2 separate regions of the Homo sapiens genome follow, and region 2 is linked to region 1. The links are chromatin loops, found by intact Hi-C in ENCODE. Cell type or tissue: heart right ventricle. All regions are shown on one strand. Each heading gives the region's core, and the rest is flanking DNA. Links, peaks and the distances in the headings are about the cores only. Region 1 overlaps LOC105372577 (a long non-coding RNA gene). Region 2 has its middle 89 kb from the start of SYNDIG1.

Region 1 (12,541 bases), core at 1,401-9,400:
AAAAAGATAATTATAGTTTTAGGCAGTTGAATCTTAAATTCATTTGGAGTTGAATTGATTTGGAGCTAAGTTATAATTAAGGCCTCTGTCACTTTTTCTCCAATAATGATAATATTGAGCAATACAGTGAATACACCTGAGTACAATGTCTAGGTCTACTTGTAACTAGCTCTGTAAATCTCCACAGGGTGTTTGTCTTTTTATTACTAGCCACCAATATATTGAATTGGAATATCACTATGTTTTCTAGGAATCTATGAAAAGTGATTCCATTATGTTTCAGTGATTTTATGATTTGAAGAAGATCCTTCTCAAATGTTGTGTCATTCATTCGTGATACACACCAAGGCCCCGTGGCCTGGTGCCATGTCTACTTATTTTCTGATGTTTGGCCTATGGGGTACAACATGCTTTACTTCATGCTGAGCTGTCTGGTGTTTGCTCAGTTCACAAAGTCTTGATAAGCCTGTGATAGACATGTTGCAAATATGATTCAGGCTGACCCATTGCAAATGAGGCATCCTCGGGTCCTGGTGTCTGATGTTAGTACACCTGCACATCCTGATGCCCCCACAGTGCCCGCCAGACGATCTGCCTGACCTGCATGTGTTCAGGAGAGCTGGGCTCCCGCTGCTCAACAGAGAGGGCATTGAGCTGGGAAGAAGAAGCAACTAATTCTGCCGTTTAAGTTCGTGGTTTTCTTTCAATCATTTCATGGCTCTGGGCCTCAGTTTCTCAATTGGAAAATGGCAACATTTGTCAATATAAATGTCACCTGTGTTTAAAGATGGATTATTTACTTTCACTGGATGAATGAGGGTTTGTGGTGGTGAGGTGGCTAAGGCAGTTGTTTAGGCTAGGAATGCCCAGTTGTCAATTCGAAGTTGATTACTTTTCTGAAATAGAAACTCTTTGATTGCTCCTATTCTCACTGGGACATTGAGTGTAAGTGTGTGCATGTTAGAAATCAGTTTTGGTTGGTTTTGTCCTTTTCTCTTTGTTTTTGTGGCAAACCCGGAAGGCACTGAGCATCAATTCTGGCTAGATGGTAGGGAACAAAAAAGTGTGTTGTGAGTGGGAGCCTCAAAACAGAAATAATGACTGTGCTCCTCATCCCAAAATCCCGAAACACTTGAAGAGGGCTTTGAAGTTCTTCAGAGAATGAAATAGGACCCCAAGGCTTTTCAAGAAGAGTCAGAGGGCACCAAGGCCACAGCTCCATGCCTGTTTCCACGCAGGAGAGGCCAGTCATCATTTCATTTAGAAGTGCTATATCACCAGAGACTAAGAAAACTTCCAGATAACCACAGAACCTCCAAAATATAGTTTTAAATAAATGAATATGTATCCTTAACAGAGTTTCCTTCTTCTGCATATAGAGTGAATAATTTAATAAAGTTGCTGACAGTGTGTGTAACCTCAGCCCTAGCTCCCAGGAGTGGCACTTCCATCCTTTTCCCATGCTGGCAGTGCAGTGAACTGAGCTGAATGGGGGAGATCATTAACAGGAAACTGGTAGCAGTTCAGGTGGTGAAGAGTCCCTTGGGCAAGGGGAGAAGAGATTGATGAAGAAGCTCCATGTCCAAACAAAATCATAAGAGAAGCCAGCCCAGTGTCAACAGGGCTGGAGAAGAGGGGTGCCCCCACGAGGGGTGTCCCCAGGCGGTAGGATAAAGTAGGAAAGCAAGGAGGGCAAGGAATGGCTTTGCATGAGAATGACACCTGGCAACTAGAGAGGCTGTTCTGACAATGACATCTGAACATAAGGAAAGGTGTTGCTGCATCCACTGCAGACCCTACTCCTCCCCAGCAGGAGGGGAAGCGGGGAGTTAATGGTACCTCTACCCATCACGGCATAAAATTACTCATGAACCCTCCTTTAGTAAAGGCAGCCATTTTAAAAATATATATAGATGCATAATAGACATGTTTATAAGGTCCATGTGATATTTTGATACAAGCATACAATGTGTAATGATCAAATCTGGGTAATTGGAAAATCCATCACCTCAAGCACCAAGCACTTCATATGAAACACACCTTTTAATACTCTTCAGAGCCACAGGAAGGTGGCATTCTTATCCCCATTTTAAAGACAAAAAATATTGAGGCTTCAAAGAGACGTAACTTGGCCAAGCGCTGAGCAGCAGTGGAATCTGAACCCGTGTCTTTCTAAGCAGAGCTCATGCTCTAATTCACGTGCCTTCCTGCCTTCTCCAGATCATTGAGGCAAAAGTTACCTGCTGGCCATCAGCTCACCGCTGCAGGCAGTGGGCGCAGAGTGGGCACTCCATGTGGCGTGGGGGCTCCACCTTTAGAGCAGGCAGTCACCTGCTACGTGGCTGCGTGCCTTTGAAGACGCTACTTAACTTTCAGGAGCATTGGCTACTTCTGTCCAAGGAGGATGACACTAAGACATCCAGCCTCACGGTGTCACTGTGGGGATTTGCAGAGATAATTACATGAAGGAAAGTGTGCTGTCTGCACAAAGCAAAAGCTCCATAAATGTCAATGTTATTATTTGCAGTATTATTGACAGTGTTGTTAATATTACATTTGCAAATCATCACTAGGGCTGGGCATGAGCTGAGGTGAGGGCTGATTTTGTGTCTGTGTGCTGAGATCTATAGACTCACTATATTAAATATGCTTTACTACTGCTTGGAGGGAAGAGTTGGTTTTCACAGAGGATGAGATTCCTTTCTCTAGATACTCAAGAAGAGGAGTGTGTGGCCAGGAGTGAGTGGAACCTGTCTCCATGTTCTGCAAATGCACTGTGCTTCGGAGCGGGTGTCTTCCTGTCCTCACCAAGGGAGTGGTGAATTCTGCCTCCTTCCTCCGGTCCGTAAGGGGTCGTGCCTTCAGCGAACTTCATGTCATCTAAATTCCTTTGACCTTTAATAAGGTCGGAGCATCCTCTATGACCTTCTTCTTCCTGAGTGTCTAGTTGCTCAACTTGTTAGGACAAGAACTGAATTTCTCCCAGAAATTTGGTATAGAGTGAACACTACATCTATGGAAGAGAAGTAAAAGGAGGAAGAGGACAAGAAGAATTCTGAGTGCGGCTGGGAGAGATGCCGGGTACCAGCTGCATAGGCATAGTGCTTTGAATTATCTTTTTCATTCCATGCTAAAATTCAATTTCCGTGATTTTACAATAAAGGAGCTTGGCTGCATGAACAACCAGCTTTACATATCAATATAGGGTCATAAATTTAGGGACCAAAATTGAGGTGAAGAGACAGACAGAGAGAAAGAGAGAGAGAGAGAAACAGTTGATCCTGACAGCACCCTGCAGCTCACCATCTTCATGATTGATGTCTCCATGGAAGTGAGCGTAGGAACCCAGTGAGGCAATGAGTGGGCTGGATTTCTGGAGCCTTTGTTGACTTAGGATGAATGTGCTTGTCAGATGCATTGCCAGCATGGGGTCAGTACCTGGGACTCAGGCCACCATGCAGGACAAAAGGCAAATCATGCCAGGAGCCCACACTCAACCAGAGCCCATCCTACCCTGGAAAGGATCTGGAGAATGTTGCCGTTCTCAGCCATAGGACCAACAACACCTACATGAACATCATGTTCAAATCTATCTAGGACCTGCCTGGTTCCAGGTAAGACATGCAAATCTGAGATTAGGGTTAATTAATGTTTTTAAAATGATTTTACCCTATATTTTCAATGAGCATTGTGAATTGTTAATGATCCTGGTCTTTATTTGAAGAAAGCCAAAGCCTAAATTTAATTTTGATTTGGAAAACTTGACTCTTGAACCCCTACTTCCAGTAGCTTCTCATCACTGGTGGAATAAAGTCCAATACCACACCATGCCTGGAATATGCTTTGTGAGCCCGACTCTGGCTACTTGGCCAACTCCACTCCTTCCCTCCCTCTCCTCTCTGCTAGTGTGTTCTGGCTGTGTGGAGAGACTGGGGATTCTGTCTTCCAGCCTTGCCTTAAATACAAATATTTCATCTCACTTCAGGGGGTTTGCAGTGGTTATCCCCTCTGCTTTGGGAGGCTTCTTGGAGAGCCTCAGCTGTGTATACTTCACTTAGGTATCTCCTCAGACATTCTTTGCAGATGGGCCCCTCGACCACTCCACCAAAATCCCACCATGTAGCCCTTGCCTCAGTTCTCCCTGGCTCTAGATTTTATTATCTGGTGGTATTGCCTGTCTCCTTGTTTGGCCCTTGTGTTGCATGAGCTGGACCCAATAAGGTCCAGATACCAAATACATTAACTGAGCTCTCCATTAGCCCCCAATCCCATCAAGGCCCTCGGTTTCAGGCTTTCTTCTGCTCCCAGTCTGGCCCTGACAGTGAATGCCCGGAGTAGAGAGGCTGGCATTGTCAGCTTCTCTGATTTCTTAGCTCCACCTCCTGTGCTAGCAGATATTCACAGCTTCAGGGTTGAAGGAGGAGGAGGAAGGAAAACCCCAATGTGACTGGTAGAGCGGTTGGCTTCCTCCCTCAAGGACGGCATTGCGGATCCCTCTGAGGCCTTCACACGGGGACCTACAACTAGATTTCCAATCATATCAGCTGTGCCTCATACAAGCCACTTATCTTTCCCTCCCTTCCTTCCTTCCTTATTCCTCTTCCTCCTCCTTCTCCTCCTTCCTTCCTTCCCTTCTTCCTTCCTTTCTTTTTTCTTTCTTGTATTATATCATTTTGTCATCTTCTGCATTCCATCCTGGGATTCCCCCAAACTTCTAAAGAATATTGTTTTGCTATTGTTGTTGTTTTAATTTGCATATATTAAGTTTCACTCTTTGTGCTATAATGATCAATGGATTTTGACAAATACATATATCATGTATCCACCATGATACCATCATACAGAATAGTTCCAGCACCCTAAAATTCCCCTGTGCTTCACCTGTTTAACCCTCTCTTCCTCCCTCTGAATCCATGGAAATCACTGATCTTTCCACTGTCTCTATAGTTTTGCCTTTCCAAAAAGTCATATACTTAGAATCATAGAGTGTATACTCTTTTCAAACTGGCTTCCTTCATTTAGCAATATCTGGTTAAGGTTCTCATATGTCTTTTCATGGCTTAATAGCTCATTTATTTGTATTACTAAATAATATTTCATTGTATGACTATATCACTTTGTTTATTCATTAATTTATCTTTGGAAGAACATCTTGGTTACTTCTCCCTTTTGGTGACTATGAATAAAGTTGCTAGAAACATTCACATTCAGATTTTTGCGTGGACATGATTTTCAAATAATCTGGGTAAATACCTAAAACTGCAATTGCTGAATCATATGGTAAGACAATCTAGCTTTGTAAGAAACTGACAAGCTTACTGCATTCCCATCAGAATGAGTGAGAGTTCTTGTTGCTCTACATTCTTATCATCAGTTGGTTTTATTGGTTTTTTAGATCTTAGCATTCCAGTAATAATAGGTATATTAGTGTCTCACTGTTGTTTTAATTTGTAATTCCCCAGTGACAAATAATGCTGGGCATCTTTCTGTGTGTTTGTCATCTGTATATCATATTTGATAAGGTACTCCATCAGGTCTTTTGCCCATTTTTAAAAATCGGGGTCTTATTGATGAATTTTACAAGCTCTTTTTATATTTGGATATAAATTCTTTATCAGATGTGTTTTTTGCAAATATTTTCTCCCAGTCTGTGGTTTGTATTTTCATTCTTTTAATTGTTTCTTTCACAGAGCAGAGACTTTTAAATTTTAATCAAGTCCAATTTATCAATTTTTCTTTCATGCATTATGTTTTCGTTTTGTATCTAAAAATTCATCACCCAATATATCACATAGACTTTCTGCTATGGTTTCTTCTGGAAGTTTTATATCTTTGCACTTTACATTTAGGTCTACAGTTGATTTTGAGTTAATGTTTGTGAAAAGTGTAAGGTCTGTGTCTAGGCTCAATTATTTTTTAATATGGATATTCAAATTTTCCAGCACTATTTTTTTAAAAAAATTCTTCTTTCTTCATTGAATTGCCTTTGCTCTTTTGCTAACGATCAGTTGAAAGTATTTGTGTGGATCTATTTCTGGGTTGTCTACTCTGTTCCATTGATCTACATGTCTATACTTTCACCAACACCATGCTATCTTGAGTACTGTAGCTCTATAGTGAGTCTTGGAATTAGGTAATGGTAATGGGAATTGGCCCTGATTTTGTTATTCTTCTTCAGTATGGCCATTCGGAGTCTTTTCACTTTCCACATACATTTTAGAATCAATTTGTCAATATCTATACAATAGCTTTCTGAGATTTTGATTGGGGTTATGTTGAATCTATAGATCAAGTTGGAAAGAATTTGCATCTTGACAATTTCAAGTCTTCCAACCTATTAATGTTGAATACCTCTCCATATATTTAGACCTTCTTTAATTTCTACCACTGGAATTTTGCAGCTTTTCCCATATAGATACTGTGACTGGGCCACTTTTGACTCCTTTCCCAGTCCTCAGGCTTCTGAAGGTCATCTCTCTTTCCTTAGTCATCTCTCTTTCCTCTTTCCCTGCAGTCCTACACCATCTCTCTTAATTCTTAGGAAATAGTTCCCTTCCCCTGCCATGGTGGAAGTCCAGTTGTCTCCCAGAGAGCCACACTTCTTGATTCAAAAGTAGGGCCATCTCCATACCCTTTCAATTTAGATTCCTCCTATGACAGTTAGAACCCATCTCTGTGCCCTGTACACTCTGGAGGATACCTATCAGATTTCTGGGTGGTCCAGTTGGTAACACAGATGGGAAACTAACTCACCTTCTCCTTCCCTTCCTGGAGTGAAGGTGAACATGCAACACATAGGATGACTCTCTCCAAAGTCATCCTATTCTTCTGCTTCTACTTCATAGCCTACATCTGGATGATGGGCTTAAACTGACAAAACAAGTTCACAATCTCTTAGGAGGTCCGCAATACACATTGCTTTAAGACACAGCATCCTTAACATCTCTTGTACTGAAGAGCAAGGATGTGGAGCCTTCAGATGAGACTAAAACAGAGTTTCAACATCCTGTTAACCTTGTCTAGTGCCTCTGTCACTGAAGGATGAGTGATCTTTCACTAAAGAATGGATACTTGAGGAAAATAACATGAAGAATGTAAATTATTGTCATAATATGACACAGAGAAGAGGCAAGTCAACTTGAAAAATTAGGGAGTAGCATAGGAAACAAACTTTAATCACAATCTTTTTGACAAGACAAATAGTAATATATAATGAAATAATAATGACATGTTCTGTTAGCTTCTAAAAGGGAGGTCCACGTAGAATTGTGGATTTCAGTCAGCATAATGCTTGAGAATGCCTGGCGGGGGAAATGGGTCATGGAAAACTTGCTTGAGAAAGTGACACCTGAACTGTGTCTTAAAGAATAAGTAGAATTTCAACAGAGGAAGGAGTAACTGACTTGGAAGCAGAAAAGAGGCAAAGGAAATAGCAAGAAGAAAAGGAAATAAAAGAGAATTAAAAATAGTGGTTCTGTCAGAGGCATTTGAACCAGAGAAACTCCATCTTGAATAGGGGCTAGGTAAAATAAGGCTGAGACCTACTGGGCTGTATTCTTAGGAGGTTAAGGCATTCTGAGTCACAGGATGAGATAGGAAGTTGGCACAAGATACAGGTCACAAAGCGCTTGCTGATAAAACAGGTTGCAGTAAACAAGCCCGGCTAAAACCCACCAAAACCAAGATGGTGAAAAAGGTGACCTTTGGTCGATCTCACTATTCATTATATATTAATCATAATGCATTAGCATGCTAAGAAACACTCCCACCAGTTACAATTTACAGATGCCATGGCAACATAAAGAAGTTACCCTGTATGGTCTAAAAAGAGGAGGAATCCTCAGTTCCTGGAATTGCTCACCCCCTTTCCCAGAAAGCTCATCAATAGTCCACCCCTTGTTTAGCATATAATCAAGAAATAACCATAAAAATGGGCAACTGGCAGCCCTTGGGGCTGCTCTGCCTATGAAGTAGCCATTCTTTATTCCTTTACTTTCTTAATAAACCTGCTTTCACTTTACTCTATGGATTCACCTTGAATTCTTTCTTGTGCGAGATCCAAGAAACCTCTCTTGGGGTCTAGATCAAGACTCCTTTCTGGTAACAGTTCTCTCCTTCGGTTTAGGGAAGAACAAGAAATTATCAGTATTTGGAATGGAGAATTTATGTATAAGAGTGATAGAAGATGAAAATTAATATTACAATGTAAAGTTAATCCATGGCCAAATGAATGAAAGTCTTGTATATCCATGTTTGGTAGTGTGGGCTTTAGTCTATAGGTGATGGGGAGTCATTAACGATGTGGAACAGAGCAGTGAGGGTATGAACCCAGAAAAAGGAAGACTTATAACTCAGTCAAATTATACACCTGGAGCAGTCACTCTGTTCCAAGCAGTGGGATGAAAACCAGAGATATATCAGAGGTGAGACAGACGGTATTTCTGGCTTGCAGAACTCTCAGGGTCAAGTTAGGATCTTTTGCTGTCAAGGGAGTAAGTGATCATGAGACTCTAGCAAAAGTATGGAGAAAAAGGGACATAGCCTGGGAATGGTTGGGGAAGAGGGTGAGTGACAGGACGTGGAACGAATCACAGACCAAGGATGACTGAAGTTTCTAGCATGAGCCAGACAGATGTCAAGATACAAGCTGCAGGAAAAATGATGGAAAGAATTAAGTAGGAAAAAGGAGCAGGTGGTGGATCTGTGATAACTAGATAAGAAGTCAACCTCAGAGTGGTGAGTCAGCCAGGGAAGAATTCATGATATATTGAACTATAGAGAGAAGGAACAAACATTATTTATATCTAAAGTGTATCTAAGGAGCAACAGAAATAAATTTAAAGAAACTTAGGGCGAAAGGCAATGAGGGATTGTCACAAAGCTCAGACTTGCACAAATGTTCCCCAGAAGCCACAGCTCACCTGCCAAATTGCCTGCTGAAATTTCCTCCACTCATCCTCACCAGCCCATCCCCCAGCCAGTCAAAATATGACCTGCAGTTTTTTAGTTTAGCCTGCAAATTCAAGGAAGGAAACAAATGATTCCAAAATCCATTTTCCACGTAAGCTAAATACAAAGTACAAGAGGCAAATATGAGTTAAGGACTTAGCCCTGAAGCTGTAATGTCTGCCTCTGCTGGGCCAACCATCTGCAGTGCCTTGAGAGTGAATGATGGCTGAGCATACCACCTCTCAAGCCAGAAAAGTCCCAAGTCTGCACAGTTGAAGTCCTCATTTCTAAAGCTCTTGAAATTTCTCTTCTGATTTGGGCTTCCGTGTCCTTGTCCCACCTCATCTCATCTAATCAGGTAGGTGGTTGGATCCACTGAGGTACAGAGGTCAGACGTCTGGCTAAAGCTGGGTTGAGAAGGGAAAAGGAAAATTGCAGAGGAAGCAGCAGGAGTGTGGGGGCCATCTCCTCTCCCCCTTTCCTCAGTTTCCCCTGGGGTAGGGTGTTCCGTGGAACAAGGAACAAGAAGAAGTTTCTACATTACCACAAAATCAGAATGAATATTGAATACAAGAAGATGGAGTAGACAGGGTCCAGATTCCAAAGCCACTATACCTTGGCATCTAGCCAGATGGCTTGGCCATTTCATTCGTCAACCATTTATGCTATAACTATGCATTACAAGCTCAATAAAAGTCTCAAGAGATGCTAAAATTTATTAATTCCTTAAACATTTACTTACTGAGCTTCCACTATAGGCCAGATGTTGTGCTAATTTTGGGGATAACATAGTAAGGAACGACTCAAACCAACAAACACCACCAATACAAGACTGCGGCCCTCTTGAGTCTACAGAAAGTCAAGGAAGCAAAACACATGCACAGGTAAGTGTAAAAACGCACAGCTGTAGTTTAAGTGCCACAAAGTAGAGGTACATGAACATTTATTCTAAGAGCAATGGGGAGCCCTATCTGTGTCCAATGCATGGGGACACAAGAAGGTATAGTATATGGGGACATTGCAGGAATGTCTCTATGGCTGGAAGTCAGAGAGTGCTGGGGGCAGAGAGATGCTGACCATGGAAGACTTCTAAGCTAAGCTAATGTATTTTTGCTTTATACCCAGGAAATTAAGAGGCATTTACTTTAAACAAGGAGTGAATATAACCATATTTGTACAACATAAAATTCATCTTGGTTGCTGAATGAAGGAGGGATTATGATCCCATAAGAAAAGAAGCAGGAGCCCAGTTGGGAGAAAATGCAATAGCTGAAGTTGTGAATGAGGATCCTGCTAAAGTCACATCAATGGGGATAGAGAAGTGGATATGCTAGAAAGACAGTGAGGAAGAGGATGGGAGGAGAGGGAAGGGGAAGGGAAGGGAGCGGAGCGGAGGGGACGGGAGAGGAGGGGAGGAGGAGCAGGTTATGGAGGGGAAGTGGGGCAGTGAGATTAGAGAGGAGGTGGTGATGGGTGAGGACATCCCTGCTTCTGGCATGGTGTCTTATGGGATGGTGAGCTTCTCTTTTAGCAAGAGAGGTGATTATGACAGAGAGAGAGAGACAGAGAATGAAGCAAAGCTGGGGGCTTCTCAAGTGTTAAAAATACCCTACATCCCACACACCTCCATTAACTCATCAGAAAACTCAAAACCCAAGACAAACTTCTGCTCCTCTCTGTAATTTGGCTGTGAGCTCCCTTTTCTGGGTCATGTATGAGTCCATGGGTATTTTAAACATGAGAAGGACAAAGGGATAAACCTTTATTTCTTTTTCCAGTCGTACTATATTGATTTCAGGTAAGTGAAATGCGGTGTCATTTTCTTGTATGTGTCTTGCAGGATGCCCATGGGTGATGGTTAGAGGAGATGATGGGTGTTGGTTGGTAATCGTGAAAGCTACACTGTGCAGGGATAGGGATGAGGACAGGAACCAAGGGTGGCATATACTGGTGCTTTTAGCTTCTTGGGACATTTGTCCGTATTTAGACAGGCTGAAAAATTTGAAATTTCCCTTGGTTAATTTTTTCAGGAAAACAAAAACAAAACAAGCTCCAATGCCACATTCAACTCTCAAATGCCATAGTCAGGTTGGACTTGTTTGGAGTCATCTCTTTTCTAGCACTCTGACATCTTTGGGATGAACTCAGCTTAGAAAACACCTTAGAAAATTCCTTTCCTCTTCTCTGGTGATTAATCAAGGGTTTTCCTTTCCAGACACTGTGTGGCTTCAGTCTCCTCCTTCCAAGTGCATAGGAATCCCCAATGTCCTCTGAGGCTTAATGCATCTTAATCAGTAAAAAGAACGATCATTAGGAATCATACCCATAAAATTGAAGCCACTTAATCAGCACCCTGATACAGTGTGCACACTTAATTACGATGATTGCCAAGACTGGATTCATTGTCATGCATGTTAACGACTTGCCTTGGTAGCTAACTGATGTCTGAGATGACTCTAGCGTAAAATGGAGAGCCAGCCAACCAGTTTCCATGGAAGGCTCCAGGTGCCAATGGACGATCCCCTTCCTCAAGAGGACCCTTGGGCATTTCTCAAAGATACTCAGGCAGCCCTGCTGAGGAAGAACAAGGATGGCCATCAGACTTTCAGAGGAGAAATTCATACCCCACGCCGTACGAGCTGTCAGACTGGAATATAGATTTCTTATTTAGAGACCGCTTTCCTCCTCTGCAAGGTGACTTCACAAGGACAACTTTCTCTGCACTTTGTGGAGTTTTCCACTAGGATTGATCTACAGCCATCGAAAACCAGAAATGTGAACTCTAAACTAAGATACCAAGCCTCTGCGGTAAACTTTACTCATAGCAAAAGGCAAGATGGGTCCAAGGCTTCAGAACAAAAAGAGAAGAGTTCCAGAGTTCCAGGCAGGAGGCTTTGTTTGGCTTCTGTCAAGACTCATACTTTGAATTTTGATTAGTAGAAAATTACAAAGTCTTGCTCAAGTCTTGTCTTCATTATATGGTAAGAGCTCTTCTCATAGAATTTTCTCCTGGATTTCTATATCAAATCTGCAAAGCTTCAAGGCAGGGAAGAATATGTTACAGGTATTGTCGCTATCTTTACACAAAGTTATGAACGAACATATTTGTTGGTTTGACATTTTACGTTTCAATCCCCCGGGTGTTTTTGAGGCAGATGTTGGAGGTCTGGACTTCAATAAACCTGGTGGTAATGCACTGGGCTGTGACTCCAGAAAGGAATTTTCTGAAGGCCAGAAGTAAACAGTGTGGGACAGCAGGCTGCTCTGCCCTCATGAAGGAGCATTGCAGGAGGCTAGCTTCTGAGTCAGCCCTCACTGCAAAACCTGGGAGCTGCCCTTCTCGTCCTGTCCATCTCAGACAAATGTAGGACATGGACTTGCCTAATTAAGCTCTGGTAGCAGACAGGCACCCCTGGCCTCTCCACTGCCATTTTCTTCTCTTCTTCTTTGATGTGGCTTGATAATTCCCACTCCTTTCTTCTCCCTACCTCTTCCCAAAATCTGCAGTTTCCAAAAATCAGTGTGGGCTGTGCTCACAGGGAAGCCACAACACACATACTCCGGTGTGTTCAGAAGAAATTCCTTTTCTGGC
Region 2 (12,541 bases), core at 2,240-10,239, 74 kb after region 1:
CAGGGAAGCAGTTCCATGGGACTGGTTATGCTGCCATTCTGGAAGCATCTCTTCTTTGCTAGCATTTACCTGTTTCTTCCCAAAGACCCATGCATCTGTATCTAGAGCAATGACTATGTTTTCCTCAGTGTTGCATGGTAAGACGTGTCTGTGCTGCTGTGTACCACTGAAGCTCATCCATATTGACATCCCAATGTGTGAACACCCCACAGTCTACTCAACAGCTCTCCTGAGAGTGGGAATTTTCCAGCCTCCTGGCTCCTGCTCCAGTCAACAGTGCTTTTTTGTAATTCTTATACATGGGCATCCTTATCTTGGTCCTAATGTGCAAGTGTATTCCTTTCACATTCCACATTCCCCCATTTAGAATGATAATGTTCACTTTAGTTTTTTCTTCTAATAGATACTTATTAGATTGAAATTTTACATTCTATTTCCACTTTTAAGAGCTTCTTATTGTGAATAAATATTGAAATGATCATTTTAAAAATAACTTTTAGCATGCTAAATTACTTTGTACAAGTTTTCTAACATTAAATCTTCCTTTCATACCTAGGTTAAACTCAATTTCTTCTTCATAAACCGTTAGGCCCGATTTGCTGATATTATGCTTTGAATTTTTGCCTCTGTATTCATGAAAAAAGATCTACATCATAAAGACATGAAAGAATTGAAAGGAAAAGTGAAATTTTACCTAGGTCAGGGACGGTAGGTCAAGGTTGCTAATGCTGTTGTTCACGTTCTATATTCTTGCTAATTAGGTTGTCTGCTTGACCTAGAATTAACGTAAAGAGATTCATCAAAATCTCACAGAATAATGGTGGATTTATCCTTGAAGTTCTACAATGTTTTTATACTTCTTAAGGCTACTTTATTAAGCATATACATATTTACAATTATTAAGCCTTTCTGATGAATTAAATTATTTGTCATTAGGTTTTGGCCCTCTCTACCTTTAAAAGTGTGTTCCATCTGGTTTTGAGGTAGTTATTCCAGTTATTCTTGGTTAGTAATAGCTTGCTATGACTTATCCTATTTTCTTGCTTTCAATTTTCTTTCCAAAATTGTGTTCTGGGTGTGCTACTTGCAAACCAAAATTACACTTTATTGTCTAATTTGAAAATTGTTGTCATTTTCACGGGTGAGTTTGGTCAAATTATATTTATTGTAATTATCGCTTCATTTGTACCCATTTTTCCAATCTTAGAAGGGAAGATCTGACACAGCATAATGCTAGGGGTAAAGCACAGGACAGAGGCATTCTTAAGACACCTTAATTTATTTGGAATATAGATGATAGTTACCATTATTTTTATTTTCCAGTCATCATTGTTTTAAAAATTTCCGAATGCATACAAATTTAATCATTTTTGTTGCCCATGCTAGAGCTGGGTACAGGTGAAGGGAAGTCACAGGTCAGGAACGTTCTGGGTCAACAGTTGAAGCAAAGTGAGATGTATTCAGACTCTGTGCTTGGAAAACAGGGTCTATGATGCAAGCATGATTTTAAAAAGTCTGGAATTGTTTACCCACGTGCCTTAACAGTTTTTTTTTTTTTCACTTAGAATTGAATTAGAAAAGAAAAATGGGATACACTCAGGACTTTTCCACCTGGAGATTCTGGGTGCCCTCAAATGGAGTGAAGATACTGAAAGTTATTTAAATACACAACGCATTCACCACCATCATACATTGTAGACTACCCAAGATGCCTGGTTTTGTAGCTTTTTTGCTAGAATTATGTCAACTCAACTCAGACTTGTAGAAATGGTTATGTCTTTATGATCATAAATTGGTAATATAGATGCTATGATTTTTTAAAATACAGAAACATATTTGAATCTAAATGGGAAAAAATATAATGAGAAACAGGATATTTGCATATTCTCAGTGTATCACTCCAGAAGATGTATATTAATTACAACGGAGAAAATAATATCTTTACAGGGAAAAAACCTGGAAGGCACCTCTGAATCAAGGGATCCAGGTGAACACAGGGCATTAACATGGCGTTGGCATATCTACATCCATCCAGACATGAACTGGGAGGGCCACCACAGCATTTCTGTGGGATTTTTGACAAAAGCACATAACCTAATCAGAATATTTTGCATAAAAGTAAATCCATCAATTCTTTTGTTTTATTTTTAAGTAAACTTTTGCATCACATTGTATCATAAAAAGAGGAAGCAAAATGCACGCAGCTGGATAAAGTTCTAAGTGGTATAATCTTACCCAGATGAAGATGTGGAACATTTCCAACATCCCACAGCCCTCCCCCAATGCCCCTCTGACCAATCACCCCCCTTTCCAAGTGTAGCCACTACCCTGGGTTCTCTCCTCAGAGGTTCATTTTGTACCTCTTTGGCTTCATACAAATGGAATCATACACAACACACTTTTTGTGCCTGCTCCTTTTCATTAATTTTTTCTCTGTCACATTGATTCATATTGTGACATTTGGCAGTAATGTGTTTTGTTAGTGTTATGTAGTATTTCCCTGTAAAAATATGACAGTTGTATCCATTCTCTTATTGATAGCCATTTGAGTTGTTTCCAATTTCTTGTTATTATAAAAATGCCACTATAAACATCCTTGTACATGTCTCTGGTGAAAACATGTACATATTTCTGGAATGGAACTGCTGAGTCATAGACTATGTGTGTGTTCTGTTTCCACAGACATTCTCAAGCATACTTCCAAGTGGTTTCACAAATTTAAATTTACATTAGGAGTGTAGCAGAATTTGCTTCACATCCTTTTCAACAGTTGGTTGAAATAATTACCATCGTGGTCATCAGGAAAATGTAAATGTGTATGCATGTATATATTATATCTACAAATATATTTACATCTCATACATATGTGTGCATATTTGCATTTCCTTGTTGGTCAGTGTGGCAGTGTACCTCTTCACATGCTAATCGGCCACTCGGATGGTCTTTTAGGAAGGACTTCTTCAAGGCTTCTGCCCAATTTTATGTTCAGTGGTCTGTCTATATGTTAATAATTTTTGTCCATAATTTGGACATTAAACATCTGTCAAATACATATATATATTTCACATATATGTTTGTGTATATATATATTTGCATGTATATATTTGCGTGTATATAAAAGTGTGTATAATATATGTGTGTATATTTGTGTATGTATATATTTCTGTGTAAATAAATGTGTGTATATCTGTATATATATTTGTGTGTATATAAATGTGTATATGTGTGTGCATATATTTGAATGTGCATATATGTGTGTGTATATAAATGTGCATATATATGTGTGTATATATATGTTTGTGTATGTATATATGTGTGGGTGTGTGTATATATGTGTGAGTGTATATATATTGTGTGTATACTTGTGTGTGTATATATATGTGTGTGTATAATATATTTCTGAGTATATCTATATTCGTGTGTGATATGGTTTGGCTGTGTCCCCATTAAAATCTCAACTTGAATTGTATCTCCCAGAATTCCCATATGTTGTGGGAGGGATGCAATGGGAGGTAATTGAATCATGGGTGCTGGTCTTTCTTGTGCTATTCTCGTGATAGTGAATAAGTCTCATGAGATCTGATGGGTTTATCAGGGGTTTCTGCTTTTGCTTCTTCCTCATTTTTCTCTTGTTGCTGCCATGTAAGAAATGCCTTTCACCTCCCACCATAATTCTGAGGCCTCCGCAGCCATGTGGAACTATAAGTCTAATTAAACCTCTTTTTCTTCCCAGTCGCAGGTATGTCCTTATCAGCAGTGTGAAAACAGACTAATATATTCTGTGTATATAAATGTGTTATGTGTGTATGTGTGCATATATTTGTGTGTATATATATGTGTGGATGTGTGTATATATATATAGTGTGTATATTTGTGTGGACATATATACTTGTGTGTGTATATAAATGTATTTGTGTGTGTATATGTATGCATATGTATATATGTGTGTGCATATATTTGTGTGTATATATATTTGTGTGTTATATGTGGGGGTATGTGTGTGTATATATAGTGAGTATATTTGTTTGTACATATATATTAGTGTGTGTAAATATGTGTGTGTATATTTGAATATATAACTTGTGTGTATGTAAAGTGTATATATATATTTGTGTGTATATATGTGTGGGTGTGTATATATGAGTGTATATATAGTGTGTGTATATGTATGGGCATATATTTGTGTGTACATATGTGTGGGTGTGTGTATATGTGTGTGTGTATGTATAGTGTGTGTATTTGTGTGTATATTTGTGTATATATATTTGTGTGCATATATGTGGGTGTGTGTATATATACAGTGTTTATATTTGTACATATATATTTGTGTGTGTATATGTGTGTGTATATATGTGTGTATATTTGTGTGTATAGAAATGTGTGTGTATATGTGTGGGTGTGCGTGTATGTATATATATATATATATAGCATGTATATTTGTGGGTATATATATCTATGTGTGTGTAGTATATTTGTGTGTATATGTGTGTGTGTGTATGTGTGTGTGCATGTGCATTTGAACTGACAACTCCCCGGCCCAGCAGCAAGGCCCCTATGCAGACCTCCCCATCGCACAAGCAGTCCTGTGTTTGCAGATTACCCCCAGTTGCCCTGAGCTCTGAGCTCCATGTGCCGCCAGCTGCTCACAGGCAGACAGCTAAATGATGAGACTGGAGTCCCATCCCAACTCTGGTGCCATCTGATCCCACATTATTATTCTAATTCTGGGTTAATTTTGGTGCCTGACTTTTTAAATTATTATTATTGTCCTAATTATTTCCTTGAGAGTTCAACTCTTTACTGCTTGACTTTTATAAAGAAATTATATTCAGCCTCAAATTATAGCATTTGTAAATAAATGAATTTTAACTTAATATATGTGAGCTACAATTAGTCACATTTTCCAGAGGAACCTATGCCAAATATCTGTTTTATAGGAATATTGTGTCACGAATTTCTCTCCTAATTATGGTTCTGTCTCTCTCTTAACCATTTCCCACCCCACTTTCTAGCTGTCTTTCCACCACCTTCCTCCCCTTCTTTTCTTCACAGCGTGTAATCTCACTTCAAGGTCTGTCACTTCTCCTTTCTCAGAAGCCTCTCTGAGTTTTACAGCCTCTCCTTACCTCCCCGCCTCTCCCTGGACCTCTCCCTCTGTCCAACACCATTCTCCTGGACTCAGTTACTTCCCTTCTTGCCTCTTGCCAAACTCTCTGCTATTTTTCTTTTGCCAGCATATTCTTAGCCTATTTTCTGCCCCCAAATTATACATTCTCTCTCATTCCCTCTTGATATCTTGACCTGAGTTTAACTTCCATTTTACGGGTGATGAAAGTGAACTGAATGTTAAGTGCTTTAGAGGTGACTCATTGTTTTGGCTAAAGTAGCTTTTGGTCCAGACATTAACATGTATGATAAAGACTTTCTGGGGATTCATCCCAACATTCCCACTCATCAGAAAAGCTGGGCTGTGGGATGCTGGAGACAAGCCGCAGCTCAGCAGAAGGCAAAGACAAGGCTGCCGGGCTGTGGAATCCATGCCCTGGGAGTGGCTGCTGGGCAGGCTTCCATGCAGCTCTGGTGAAACAACACATAGAGACTGTGTGGCTCCAGCTCCCCTCGGTCCCCTGAGGATGCACTGACCTGCTGCAAATAAAATGACATCCTCCAAGCCCAATTTAAGATTACAGCTTCCAAACCCATCCTGAAATTTCTCCAGATGTCCTTCTTATTCATTTGCCCTCCTGCTCCAGGGAACATCATTTTGGTTCCAGGACTTGAACTATTCATTGAGCACAGGCAACCAAAGCAAACATGGACAAATGGGATCACATCAAGTTACAAAGCTTCTGCACAGCAAAGGAAGCAGTCAACAAAGTGAAGAGACAACCCACAGAATAGGAGAAAAAATTTTGCAGACCACCCATCTGACAAGGTATTAATAACCAGAATATAGAAGGAGCTCAAACAACTCCACAGGAAAAAACCTAATAATCTGATCATAAAATGGCAAAATATCTGAATATATATTTCTCAGGAGAAGACATACAAATGGCAAACAGGCATTTGAGAAGGCACTCAACATCATTGATAAACAGAGAAATGCAAATCAAAACTACAATGAGGTATTATCTCCCTCCAGTTAAAATGGCCTCTATCCAAAAGACAGGCAATAACAAATGCTGATGAGGATGTGAAGAAAAGTGAACCCTTGTACGCTATTGGTGGGAATGTAAATTAGTACAATCACTATGGAGGACAGTTTGGAGACTCCTCAAAAAACTGCAAATAGAGCCACCATATGATCCAGCAATCCCACTGGTAGGTGTATGCCCAAAAGAAATTGAAGGTGTAAGCTTGGACCATGCACCTGACTTAGACCTTGGCATCAGCCTTCATCATTCTTTGTTTTCTGCCCCAGATTCATTCTACAACTTTTTCTGCCACGCTGTGTGCTCGAGGAGGATACATGCAGACCACGAGGCTAACTCCAGACTTGCAGGTTTCTGGTTAGGTCTGACCAATAGGCACCAGAAGAGCACTGGAGAGCAAGAGTAGAGAGAAACCAGGTGTTTCTTCCTGAATACTTCCCCGTCCCAGTACCTTGTCCTGATGGTGACTGTGTCATCTGCACATGCAGCTCCCACTGGATGACCTTTTCCACAGCTCACAGCTCACCAGGCTACAGTAAACTTCTCTCACTTTCTGTTCACGAGGCCTTAAGGACAGTAACATAACCTCCTGTCGCTGCTGGCTGCAGGTGCTTAACCACACCTGATTTTCTTCCATAACGCTGTTCCTTACCTCTAAATGGTCCTTTCACTAAAGTCTCTTCATTTAAACCAACTGGGCGAACTCTGTATTGTTCCCTAAACCTTTCCAGCTTCCTGCTACCATCACACCTAACTTTCTATGGGAAGAAGCCCACTGTGCATTAGGCTGTAGCCCTGGGGGGCCACTCACGTCAGGTCCCTTGCATTAATTCCTCTCCATCTGGCAGTGAAAGAAGTGAGAAAGAGGTGCTCTCTTCTTGACCTAAGAAACATGGAATCTTGGGTACTTCAGGTAAGGGTAGCTCTCTATCTGCAACTTCCAATTCAATTTGGACTTTAGATCCCATCTCACTGATTTAGCTGGAAACACATCTCATTAAGTCTTAGAGTGTTACCAATGGGAATTCATCGTGTTTCCAAGCTCTTGAGCTACAAAGTAGCAGGAAGAGGTGTGTGGGGTGAGAAACTCAGGCATCCTTATCCACCTGCTCAGGCTTCCACGGAAGGCCGCTGCCCCTGCCTTTGGGATAGATTTATGTCCATGGCCACAGCAGAGTGAGAGAATCTGTGAGGTACCTCATGTCCCAGATGCATCTTTCTGGGGCCAAGCTACCTCCTAGCTTGCTACAGAGAATCCAGCAATCTTCTCCACTGCTCTAAGTTGGAGAGACCTCCCTTGACTCCTGGACAGCTCTCACTCCCCTATCAGCCTAGGAAAATCTCCTCTCTGTCTCTAGTATCAGAGAAGTTCCTTGCACCCTTGTTTCTCCCAGGACCCTTGGCTTCTGCCACAAAATTTCTGTCCATCTCCCTCTTTCACATTTCTTGTGAAATCTTCCAGGAGCTCAGGGTGTAGACACGAAAGCCAGGAAATCTCTTAAGCTTTGTTCTTTCTACCCCCACCTTCATCCTCTGATGCACTGCATGTTTGAATGGGTGGAAGGAGGAGCATACGTTTAGGAGGAAATTCTGGAAGTAAAGCACCTCAAAAGATTGCCAAGCCCCATGAGATAGAAACCAAAGCTGCCAGGTGGTTCCCAGTGCCTGGAAAATGAAGAAGCAGAGGCTCCATGCTGGGTCATGACTTCTGTTTCAGCTGTTCCCTGCTTCTGATTTTCACGGGGGCTGATTGCCTGCTTTCCCTAAGCTGTTTCAAACTTCTGCAGATTATCGGGATTTTCTGAGCGTATGGCTTACCAAGACAAGCGTCTGGTTGAGCAAAGAATCACACAGTATGTCATCCTCTGCACCTTCTTTTAAAAATATTTTCAGTCACCTGCCTGAGAGTTTTTCTTAAAAATAATTGGGTCCATCTTTATTCCCAATCTCCCTGTTGTCCACATTGGCTGCCCACTCCATCTCCACTGGAGACAGAACCCACTGACACCCCCCCTAATGAATAAACCTGGTCCCCACTCTGAGATCCTACAAACCCACTGGCTGGGGCTAGAGGAGGCAGTCTGCAGAGCCACAGTGGTGGCCCACGTGCTGGCTCAAGCATCTGGGTGACGCAGTGGCTGTGCGGTGCTGCGATAAATTTGTATCTGACAGCACTGGATGCTGGCAGGCAGTAATAGCTCCACGCTGCCTCCAAAAAAACAATTTATGTTTCCAGTTTCGGTTCTGGTATACTCTACCCTGCCAGGTCTCCGTGTGATTTATAGATGGAGAGCTTCATACTTGTTTTTCTTAACCAAGATTATTTTGTTGTTTGCTTGCAGATGCTGTGGCATTCCAGTAGGCCTGGGACAAGATGGACTGTGTATGTCAGTCTCATTAATGTGCAGGAATGAAGGATCTGCACTCTGTAGGACAAAGCAAAGTGAGAATCATTCGTTGTGGATTTTTGATGATGGCTCCCAGCATTGTTTGAGCATCTGTGAGCAGCCTCTATCCTGACCTGTGATTTGAATGAAAGTGGGGCCAATCTGTTTTTCCCAGCTGGGCAGACTGCCAAAAAGCCTGTCAAATGACATTTCACTGTGCCTGTGTTCAACAGCTTTATAGGCTCAAGGATCTAATCTTATCAACGCTCAGAGTGTAAACCTGCCACTCAGGTACAGATGCACAGTTGCAGAGCTCACAAGATCCAGATGTATAAACAAGGAGGCCATTGAGGAACCTATAGCAAAAACTATAATCCTCAGGTTGACCAGACAGCTCACCCTGACATCTTTAGCAAATGACTTTTGTATGCACAAAAAGGATCAAAATCGTCATTTTGATCACAAAGCCTGCTCTGGAGGGCATGAAATCAGAAGAAAGCGTTGGATCATTCAAGCAGCATCAATAGCTAGAGATCTCCCATCCAGATCCTGGGCAGTTCATAGATGGATGCTTTCAACATTTGCTTCAATGACACTTGATATGATATTTACACACTGTCTTCTGACCAACACTTCTGTCTCTTAACTGATTAACACATCTTATTTAAAGCTATATTAAAACCCTAAGTCAAATTTTTCCTTGACTTGGGGTCAGTCTATATTGTCATCTCTTCAGATGATGTCGCATAAGTCTTTCCGATGTCATGTTTTTTTTTTTTTAATAGAGCTCTCTTTCCACAGCACCAGTCATCATTTCTTCCTTCATAGGGGTCGCATTATGTTGCCCAGGCTGGTCTCACACTTTTGGCCTCAAGCAATCCTCCCACCTTGACCTCCTAAAATGTTAGGATTACAGGAGTGCACCATGGCACCTGACCCAATGCCATCCATTTTGTGCTAGTTTATTCACTGACTCTCAGAGGGCATTCTTCCTTATCTACAGCATGTGGGAAGTTGAATCAATATCACCCCAAGAGACGAGTACTTAGCTGGTGGAATCCAAGGTTAGCATTGTTCTGTCTACTCTACTCTAACTATTGCTCAGGCTCTCCATTTACACTGGTGCATCAACCAGGCCCTCGCTCTCCAGCCCACCAGGCGCCCTCCTCCCCCGCTTTTTAGACAACACTGCTTTGTTCACCCTGCCAAGGAGTATTGATAGGGAGGGTCCTGCAGGGGTTGAGCCCACAAAGACTCAGGGTCACTATATTCAGGAAAACAGAGCAGGGCACTTGTGAATCCACCAGTCACTTCCTTTTTCACCCACAAGACTTGAGGATTATTAGGCAGGTACTTCTACTTCATTCCAGGCATTCTGCTAAATACTTTCACATATTGTTTAACTTCAGCCTTACAACATCCCATGGTAGCAAAAGGTCCCAAAACGAGCCCTGTTACTCGCCACAATTTAAGCCTCAGTGAGACCCACCAACTTGCCCAAATTCAAACAGTATATCAAGTAACAAAATCGGACATGGCTCAGTTGGGTGCAGTGCCCAAACTGTCACTTGGCAGCGATATCTTTGGTTGGGACCTTTCTGTTGATCTTACGACTCTTGCTGTTGCCTCAACTAAATTGGTATAGAACTGGCTTGTTTTTCTCTCAACAGTAACAAGGAAAGCCAGGTCTTCAGACGTAAAAATGTAAATAATGTGGGATCTCCAAAACCCAAAGCAAACATATGAGAAACTCATGCTGAATATTAGACAGCATGTAGTTCACAGAGCAAGTTAGACAGGGGACCTCCCCTCAGGGGACTTTTCTGCTGGGCTGGTGTTAGGGAGAGGAGGAAGGAAGGTGGGGAGTTGGTGACATTGGTGCTGATAGAAGGTCATTTCTGATTTCTGTGAGCTGGTCTTGAGCCAGAGTTCTACTGTTCTGTCTCATCCCCAAGGAAACAATGCCGAATGCAGCCTTATCTTCTATGTCATGGTGTCAGTTGATGTCTCTCCTTTATATTATCTGGGGACTTCAAAGGCCTAAGGCCATTGAGGAATGGGCTGAGGATATGGAAGAGACGTACATGCAGTGACTACCATCACAATATCCAAAATATTGGGGGTAGGATGGAAGTTATTAGGACAGAAATCTTTGTTAATGCTATAGGGATGAACGGGTTCTCCCAGAGAGAGTGTGCCTGGAGGAGAAACCAGGCCCTGTAAGGATCTGCAAACTTTAATAGCACTATAGAAAAGGAGGCTCTGAATAGGACTCTGAGAAAGAAGGCGGCCAGGGCGAGCAATGCCAGAGGCTTCCTTATGGAATGTTAGTAGGAGGAGGTGGTGAGAAGCTGAATGCAGCAGAAGATTGGGCAGAGACTGGAATTATGTCTAATGGATTCAGCAACATTGAAATCGTCAATGGTCTTAAAGCGGTCTCAGAGAAGCCATAATATTGGAGGACTGATTTCAGTGGTTTCAAGGGAGAATGGAAAGGGAGAACATGGAAACAGTATTTGGAGTGGGAGACCCTAGAACTTGTTTGTACGATGATGCAAGTGACAGTCTGGAAATGCAGCATGTGTGATTTACTCCAGAGCACAACAGCATACAGTGTATGTGTGTGTTTTGTGTGTGTGTGTGTGAGTGTGTGTGTGTGCATCTGTTTTAATCTGCACACTGGTGGTCCAAGATCCACTTGTGCAGTCCTTAATCAATTGCACTCTCTGTAGGTAGCTAGTTTGCATCTGAAAGACCCAGAGAAGACGGAGCTCACTTTTCAGTGCTTCCCATCTCAGTCTATGTGCACAGGAAGGATCATTAGTCAATACGAGGGAAGTGAGAAATCATAGTTTATTTGATGAAGCAGGATTGGTTGGAAATGCTGCACAAAGCCTGCTGCCATTGGGCACTGCACCATCTTTGCCTTGGAGGAGTTCATGCAAGGCAGCATGCAGGTCACATGGGCATCTCATGCTTGACCGCCCAAATATGTTTGCCTGTGAGGGAGAATTTCATTTGCAACTTGACTTCATTGTGAGAGGTTGTGGTGGAACTGAGCTCTCATCTTCCAATAATTTTTGAGGTTACTAAAATGTTCTCAGAAGGAACTTGGAAAGTTCCGATGGACACGCTGCACAAGGCTTGTGTGGAAGGGGATGAAGGGGACCCTGCAAAGCAAATCATAGTGAATGGGTCAGAGGGAATAGGGCACAGCATATACAGGCCTGGGGGCTCACAGGCTTTTTCCTACAACCTCATATTTCTGCTCCAGCCACATTCCCAGGAATACTGCCCCAAGGAGAGCTCACACTTCTTCCTGATGATGCACCAGTGCCAGGGCATCCCTGAGCCTTCCTGGTCCACTTTTGAATCTAAGCATTTCTGTCTCTGACCTGCCCTACCTGCTGCAGACATAGGAAAGGCCCTCCGGCCTGTCACACACAACGTTTCTGTTCCTCAGTAAGACACCAATGTGTTTCTAGCCTGCCTTCCATGTTAACTAATTCAATGAGCTTTTGCTCATGTTAGAGTGCAAGCTGGTTTTATGAGACTTCTCCACTGCAAAGAGTAATTTTTTATTAACAATCCACAAATGCTTTTAGGAAATGGAATTGCTCAATTTGTCTGCTATGGTTTGAATGTGTTCCCCAAAAAGTTTGTGTTTGAAACTTAGTCCCCAATGTAGCAGGATTGAGTGGTGGGACTTCTAAGAGGTCATTAGGCCATGAGGACTCTGCCCTCATGAATGTTGTTGTCCTGAGGGTAGGTTCTTTATAACAGAACAAGTTCAGCCTCTCTCTGTCTCTCTCTCTTTCTCTTTGTCCTTCTACCTTCCACCATATGAGGACACAGTGAGAAGGCCCTCAGAAGATGCTAGCGACTTGATCTTGAGCTTTTCAGCCACCGGAACTGTGAGGAAATGAATTTATTTTCTTTGTAAATTACCCAGTCTCAGGTATTCTGTTATATTAGCACAAGATGGATTAAAGACATTGTCCT

What was found. Hi-C counts contacts between places; a loop is a spot of excess contacts. Peaks named below come from ENCODE experiments on the same cell type or tissue, not always from the same donor. Only the 100,000 strongest peaks of a DNase experiment are listed, where the experiment ranks them.
Region 2: a loop joins it to region 1, with 4 times the contacts of the local background. A loop is called at or near these places in 4 of 110 quality-filtered maps.

The regions. Positions count from the first base shown.
Region 1 is chr20:24,301,160-24,313,700 of GRCh38, forward strand. It overlaps LOC105372577 (a long non-coding RNA gene), which reads right to left. Exons shown (of 3, transcript XR_001754558.2): 3 at 7,107-12,541. Among named protein-coding and RNA genes, the nearest start is that of LINC01721, 110 kb to the left of the region's middle. In heart right ventricle, for the core only: a CTCF peak has its summit at 2,428; no DNase peak of the experiment used is centred there; H3K27me3 peaks cover 422 bases.
Region 2 is chr20:24,374,242-24,386,782 of GRCh38, forward strand. No RefSeq gene overlaps it. Among named protein-coding and RNA genes, the nearest start is that of SYNDIG1, 89 kb to the right of the region's middle. In heart right ventricle, for the core only: no CTCF peak of the experiment used is centred there; a DNase peak (open chromatin) is centred at 5,563.